2 separate regions of the Homo sapiens genome follow, and region 2 is linked to region 1. Evidence: chromatin contacts called from ENCODE Hi-C data. All regions are on one chromosome and are shown on one strand. The core of a region is the stretch at or near the end of the contact, and the rest is flanking DNA. Distances in the headings are between cores, read along the strand shown. Region 1 holds the start of EZH2 (enhancer of zeste 2 polycomb repressive complex 2 subunit). Region 2 overlaps PRKAG2 (protein kinase AMP-activated non-catalytic subunit gamma 2).

Region 1 (3,889 bases), core at 1,205-3,704:
GGCAGGGGAATTCCTTAAACCCGGGAGGCAGAGATTGTAGTGAGCCCAGATCCAGCCACTGCACTCCAGCCTGGACGACAGAGCAAGGCTCTGTCTCAAAAAAAAAAAAACATATACACACACACACACGCGCGCGCACACACACACACACACACACACACACATATGTATCCTAAAATATCCGAATTTCTGCCAAAAATCTGCATAACTACCTTATCTCATAATGGACAAGATTATTAATAGGATTTTTTAAATACAGAATTAATAGTAACTAATATAAACGTTACTTTTTTGTTATAATGTCTCAACACTTAGACCAGCACCTGGAATGCCCGTACAGTGGTGTCAACACTCTCCAAAATATATGTAATAAATTTATATTGCATTTATTTGTCTCCATTTTTATGAAACCTTAAGTTAGCAGATGCACATTAGATCTTTATCATATAGGACAGTGCAACCAGAAGAACGCCTATGTTTTTCTAACTTGTTTTCTTGGAATATATTCACTTTCCACAAAAACGAGAATTTAAGATGCAGTGTTCCTGTTTCCGGGAAACCTTAAATATTACATCACCCAACACACCTCCGAAAAGAGAGAACAAGACGCTTTATATCTATGACTAGAATCCTACCTATTCCTAACTTTAGAGACCATGAATAGAAAATTAAAATATATCTTAAATACTTGTTTTCCTGCAAATAAAATTACAAATAAACAAGTTAGGATTACACACTTGTACAGTATTCCTAAACATGAATTAGTTGCTAATGCTTATGAAGAGTAATAGAAAATAAACTCCAAAACCCCTAAAAGTATAAACTACATTCAATTGTGACAGCATTCGTGTTTTTCAAAGGTTTATTAAATGCTGTTTTATGATGACATCAAAACGCCACAAAATTAAACTAATAATAACTTGCTTGAACCCTAAAAAGCAAGCCTTTAAGTAAATAGCAAAGACACATTTTTATTTCCAAATGAATTTAAATGTTACAGATCCTGTGTGATAAAGGAAGTTTAACTGTGGACAGCACACGTTAAATTTCTTAGGCAACAAACATTTCTCCATGCAGTCTTTTCTGAATCACCAAAGCTATTGTTCACAGAAAACGAGACCAATTAATAAGAAACTGCTAACCGTATAATCTAAACACACATTTGTCATAGCCATTCTATTTTGATCACCTACTTCTACCACCTCATCCTCATTCAACCCGTCGGGATTTGGGGAATAATCTGGCTGAATGACAGTTGATTTCGTTAGCACCTGTCGCCATTCTCAGATGTATCACACAAGTTGGCCAAAACAGCTTGTAATGTTTAAGGATTACGATTCTTTAGAAAGTGGCAACTCACTAGGCGTTCACCAAGTTTTCCAAAAGATCGTGCTTCTCGATTCCTCCCGCTTTCAAAAAGTAACCCTGTGGCACAGATTTTTGGGGGGAACGGAAGGGGATGTACACAATGAAGTGGGAATTCAACAGGACGCCCTCCAGAAACACAATCAATAGAGAGCAGAGCAGCTCGACTCTTCCCTCAAACTTAGCATAAAGCCAGACCAGGCGGCGAGGGCAGCCCGCGACCGCCGGAGCTCAGGGGGATTTCGGGGTGCGTCGTGGGGAAACGTCAGAGGCGAAGCTACTCCGAGTTCCCCGCCGCGAACGTCGTCCCGCGAGCGCCGCGGCCCCAGCCCGGGGTCGGCGCGCCCGGGACCGGGGGCGTGCGCGAGGCGAGGGCCGAGCCCTGCCCACCCCGGCAGCGGCCCGCGCCTCCCCACGCCCCTCTCCCGCCCGCCGGCGGGCCCGGGTGTCATGCCCCTTCCCCTCGCGCCGAGCCCTCCGGAGACACAGTCCGTCCTTTGTCTGAGTGCGGACTCGGCGGCTGGGTCCCACCAACTTGTGTCTGTCCCGTCCCACCCGGGCGCTCCCGCCGCGGCCGCGCCACACAAAGGAGACTTGAGGCTCGAGCTGCCACCCTGGACCGGGCACCGGAACGCCCCGACCCCGGCCCCGGCGCCCCGGCCAGGACAAGCACCGGGAAAGGAGCCCCCCACACGCCCCCCGCCCCGCAGCTCCAGGGGTGTGCGCTGCCTCACTCGCAGGGTCCCGCGGGCCAGCCCGAAGCTCACAGCTCCTTCCGGGGAGGGGGGCTCTCCCCTCACCCTCCACCCCCCGCACGCCTACAAACGCGGCGCCCCGGTGAGCCCCGCTCGGCGATACCCGGGACCGGCACAGCAGTGGCGGGGAGGTCCTGGCGCCGCCGCCGCCGCCCGGTTCGCACTCCCGGAGCCCCGCCGGCCGGGCCGCCCGCAGCGGCGCGTTACCTTCGTCCCGCGCGCCGACTCGCGTTGTTCCCGCGCGTCGCCCCCGCGCGCCGCCGCCGCCGCCGCCGGGGCTCCACTGCCTTCTGAGTCCCACCGGGTGTCGGACGCGACCGGACCGAGCGCCAAACGCGGCAGCCCAATCGCCATCGCTTTTATTTGGCCCCCCCAGCCCAATCAAGCGCCGCCCCGATTGGCGGGACGCGAGGCGGGCGCCCGTCCAATCACAGGGCCCGCCGGGCTCGGAGGCGCCGAGCCAGCCCCACGCAGAGTGCGCTCAGGGCTCGTGGGCGGGCGGGCACTGGCAGCGCGTGCGCGCGCGGGCGGCGGCGGGGTTCGCTGTAAGGGACGCCACTGGCCGTGTGGAAGCGCCGCCGCCGTCTCTTTGTTCTTTCGCTGAACACACGGCGCCTCTCAGGAAGGCGGTGTGCAGGCACGCGGGGACCGGGAGACATCGCGGGGGCCCGGAGCCCGCCGCGGACGGGAGGCGGGGAGGATAGGTGGCGGGAACCGGCCGAAGGGCGGGACGAAGCGCCGGCGGCTCTTGGCGGGAACCGGCGCCGCAGAGTTCCCGGGCGGGGGAGGGGCGGGGCGGGTGCTGGAAGCCAAGTTTGAACCAGTTCAAAACTCGGGGGTGGTAACGGTTTTAACCGCCGCGCTCGTTTCCCCGCGCGCGGAGCCGAGGCCCGGGCTGGCCGCTCCTAGTGGTGCCCGGGGAGGGGAGGGCGCGGGCCCCGGAGGTCGGCTCAGCTGTGGCGCCGCGTTTGCCGGGAGACGCTCGCCCGGCCCGCGCGCTGCCGCCGGACCCGTTACTACTTTTTTTTTTTTCTCCTGAGACGGAGTTTCGCTCTGGTTGTCCAGGCTGGAGTGCAATGGCGCGATCTCGACTCACCGCAACCTCCGCCTTCCGGGTTCAAGCGATTCTCATGCCTCAGCCTCCCGAGTAGCTGGATTACAGGCATGCGCCACCACGCCCGGCTAATTTTCTATTTTTAGTAGAGACGGGTCTTGGTCAGGCTGGTCTCGAACTCCCGACTTCTGGTGATCCGCCCGCCTCGGCCTCCCAAAGTGCTGGGATTACAGGCGTGAGCCACCGCCGCCGACCCGGGCCCTGTTTGATTATGTCTGCTGCTGCCTTGGCCGTTTTTTCCCCCACCGCTGGACTTTGGCTGGCCGAGCTTGCAGTGCTTATCGCCCTAGAAACCTGTGAAAGGGCGACATTGCTGCCATTTCAGACCCTTCCACTGTTCGTAGTTCTAAGCACGTGTCAGTGTTAAAAATCCTTTATCAAGATGAGCACTGTTCACTTGCCGCCTCTGCAAAGTGTGAGGATATTTGCAAGGCGCGGTGGCTCACGCCTGTAATCCCAGCACTTTGGGAGGCCGAGGCGGGCGGATCATAAGGTCAGGAGATCGAGACCATCCTGGCTAATAACGGTGAAACCCCGTCTCTACTAAAAATACAAAAAATTAGCCGGGCGTGGTGGCGGGCGCCTGTAGTCCCAGCTACTCGGGAGGCTGAGGCAGGAGAATGGCGTGAACCCGGGAGGCGGAGCTTGCAGTGAG
Region 2 (3,482 bases), core at 900-3,399, 2.8 Mb after region 1:
GACTGTATCAATGTCAATATCCTGCTTGTGATATCACCCTGTATTTTTCCCTATGAGTCAGGCCAAGCTGATTTAATTCTGTGGAGGAAATGACAATAAATTTTTTTTTTTTTTTTTTTGAGACGGAGTCTCGCTTTGTCCCCCAGGCTGGAGTGCAGTGGTGCCATCTCAGCTCACTGCCAGCTCCACCTCCCGGGTTCACGCCATTCTCCTGCCTTAGCCTCCGGAGTAGCTAGGACTACAGGCTAATTTTTTGTATTTTTTTTAGTAGAGACTGGGTTTCACCGTGTTAGCCAAGATGGTCTCGATCTCCTGACCTCGTGATCCACCCGCCTCAGACTCCCAAAGTGCTGGGATTACAGGCATGAGCCACCGCGCCCAGCCAAAAAAATCTTTACTGAAATATAATTCACATACCATAAAATAACTCACCCATTTAAAGTGTGCAGCCCAGTGATTTTTGGAATATTCAGAATTGTGCAACTATCTAAGTTTACATTTTCATCATCCCAAAGAGACAGCTTGTACCCATTAGCAGTCACGTCCCATTACCTGCTCAACCCTCACACCCATCCCTAGGCAACTATTTCCTGTCTCTATGGATTTGCCGATGCTGGGTATTTCTCATCAATGGGATCATACAATAGGTGGTCTTTTGTGACTAGCTTCCGCTTAATGTCAGGGCCCATTCACATTGTAACACGGATCAGCACTTCATTTCTGTTGACTGCTGAACGATACTCTGTTGTGTGGACACACACACCTTGTTTATCCTTTCGTCAGCTGATGGGCACTCAGGTGGTTTCCACTTTTTGGCTGTGGTGAAAATGCTCCTATGGACATTCCTGTGCAAGTGTTTGTGTGGACATGTGTTTCATTTCATATATACAGGAGTGGAATTGCTGGGCCACAGGGTAACCCTATGTTTAATATATATATATTTTAAATTTAGTTTTGAAATGGAGTCTCACTCTGTCACCCAGGCTGGAGTGCAGTAGCGCGATTTCAGCTCACTGCAACCTCTGCCTCCTGGGTTCAAGTGATTCTCCTGCCTCAGCCTCCCGAGTAGCTGGGACTACAGGTGCGCACAACCATGCTCGGCTAATTTTCATATTTTTAGTAGAGATGGGGTTTCACCATGTTGGCCAGGTTGGTCTCGAACTCCTGACCTCAGGTGATCCACCCGCCTCAGCCTCCCAAAGTGCTGGGATTACAGGCATGAGCCACCACACCTGGCCTCTCTACATTTAATATTTTGAGGACCTGCTGAACTGTTTTCAAGGTGGCTGCACCATTTTACATTTTTACCAGCAATGTATGAGGATTCAAGTTTCTCCTGTACTGTTTAGTTTTGCAAGATGTTACCACTGCGGGGAACTAGGTAAAGGGTGCACAGGATCTCTCTGCATTATTTCTTACAACTATATGTGAATATACAATTATCTCAAAATAAAAAGTTTAATTTTTAAAAAAAGTTTTTTAAAAAAACTTGGAGTGAGCCAAGGTACACAGGAAGTATCTCTCGTTCTAAGTCTATGCTTTTGTCTCTTGCAATAATTTAAAAAAATTCTTACCGGTGTTTATGATAAGCACCATCAATTTCACCTGTAATCGTGAGGGGTTGTTTTTTGGGAGGCAGAAATGGGCAACAAATGGCAGTATGTACGTCAGGAGGACCGCAAAAGTGGTTCACAGACTGAAAAGACCTATAAACCATCACTACAGAAGTTGGTAGAGAGTAGAAATTCTAACAATTAATGTTTTATGCAACTCCACTTGATAATGAATGGGTGTACAGGAGTAGCCTAAAATAAAAATGTTTTTATGTAATATGCTAGTGGGATTGAATTTATTTCTACAGGTTTTTTACTTAGTAAGAAATCTTATGTTTTCTTCCTTAGAAAGGAGGCTACTCATGGAACAACAGAAAAAGTCATGAGGTTTTTTTTTTTTTTTTATAACACACTAAGTCAATTTCAGGAATTTGAGGGCTTTTACAGTTTAGGTATGTACATTAATGTGCACAGGGTCAAAAGACAGACGAATTTGTCAGCACACAGAACTTGAAGCTGGTGGTCGTCGTTGCCCTTTTATGGCAATGTTTTCTTAAAGTCTCAACAGACTTATGCCAGACTTAATTTTAGCTGTTTCAGGCAGGCAGGGAAAGCCGGGAGAAGAGGCGAAGGGAGGGGAAGGGCGTGGGCAATGTCATGCAAGCAAAGGGAAGGGGCGTGCACTTGTGACACCGACTCCTCTCTCAGTCCATCAGCATCAGGGATGTTTGATGTAGCAAAAACAGACCAAATCCACCACCCAAACCCTCCTGATAATCCAGACCGATCTCCCCAGGGAGAACAAAATGGGCCAACCATGGCAGGGAGGAACTGGGTTCTGCTAACAGCCTGGCACAGTTCCACCACAGGGAACATTTCCATTTATATCACATCAGCCAGTCTGAGGTTACTGGACTCTAGTGTGGTGGGAGGGAACAGAGGGACCCAAGTTGGACTTTATGGAGAGAATGCCTGAGAAACATGGAGCCATCACAAGTGTGACTTCTTGGTTGGTAAAAAATGCTAAATTATTATCCCGGCATGGTGGCTCATGCCTGTAATCCCAGCACTTTGGGAGGCCGAGGCGGGCGGATCACAAGGTCAGGAGATCGAGACCATCCTGGCCAACATGGTGAAAACCCCGTCTCTACTAAAAATACAAAAATTAGCCGGGCATGGTTGCGCACACCTGTAGTCCCAGCTACTCGGGAGGCTGAGGCAGGAGAATCGCTTGAACCCAGGAGGCGGAACTTGGAGTGAGCCAAGATTGCACCACTGCACTCCAGCTTGGCGACAGAGTGAGACTCTGTCTCAAAAAAAAAAGCTAAATTATTAAGTTGTGTCTTACATAATTGTGCCCAGGTGCAGCAAAACACTGTATTTTGAATGACTATCAGAAGGGAAAACTTCAGCCTGAAAACTTAATCATAAAACAATTGCCAAAAAAGCACTCCTTTACGCACAGAGGTCGGATATGAGTTTGCTCTGCCTCTTAAAAGAAGTCTTAAATAGCTCCTGCAAGAAATAAATCAACCTCAAATACTGGGTAAGGAGCTCCTGAATAATTTAGCATACAGAACTCTTAGTTTCTGTGCATCCTGCTGTCTTCCTTGAGCTCCACTCTGCTCTGCAAGGGCGTCCTCCAAAGAGTAAAGAACGACGTGAAACCCCCTGGATGCTGGACAGGAGCTGCACATGCACTCTGCTCCCGTTCCCACTGGGCATTCTCCAGGCAGCTCCAACCCACCACTGTGCCTGACATGTCCAGGTCTCAGTCCCAGCCCAGCCCTCTCCTGAGCTCCACACTGCCATCATCTCCACTGGAGTTTTCTACACCAACGCAGATGCACTTCATCTAAAACTGTGCCCCAGTCCTCTGGGTCTTGCCGTCTTGGTTTCTTTTGAGACAACCCACTTGTCTCCATCCCT

Evidence for each region. A loop is a pair of places that touch in the nucleus more often than their neighbours do. Pooled maps may share reads with other maps.
Region 2: a loop to region 1 is called in a map with no recorded cell type, with 8 times the contacts of the local background. The contact joins the enhancer-like site here to the promoter of EZH2 in region 1. A Hi-C loop is called at or near these places in 3 of 37 single-sample maps with no recorded cell type and 6 of 50 pooled maps.

What each region holds. Positions count from the first base shown.
Region 1 is chr7:148,881,837-148,885,725 of GRCh38, forward strand. It overlaps EZH2 (enhancer of zeste 2 polycomb repressive complex 2 subunit), which reads right to left and starts at 2,455. Exons shown (of 20, transcript NM_004456.5): 1 at 2,328-2,455. It overlaps LOC124901767 (a long non-coding RNA gene), which reads left to right and starts at 3,353. Exons shown (of 2, transcript XR_007060579.1): 1 at 3,353-3,647. RefSeq lists silencers at 1,619-2,208, 2,369-2,738, 2,859-3,088 and an enhancer at 1,709-2,400.
Region 2 is chr7:151,635,767-151,639,248 of GRCh38, forward strand. The region is part of intron 4 of PRKAG2 (protein kinase AMP-activated non-catalytic subunit gamma 2); the gene reads right to left. Among named protein-coding and RNA genes, the nearest start is that of RHEB, 120 kb to the left of the region's middle. Within about 2 kb of position 2,150, at least 7 of the 41 ENCODE cell types and tissues checked have a DNase peak (open chromatin) inside an H3K27ac peak, as active enhancers do.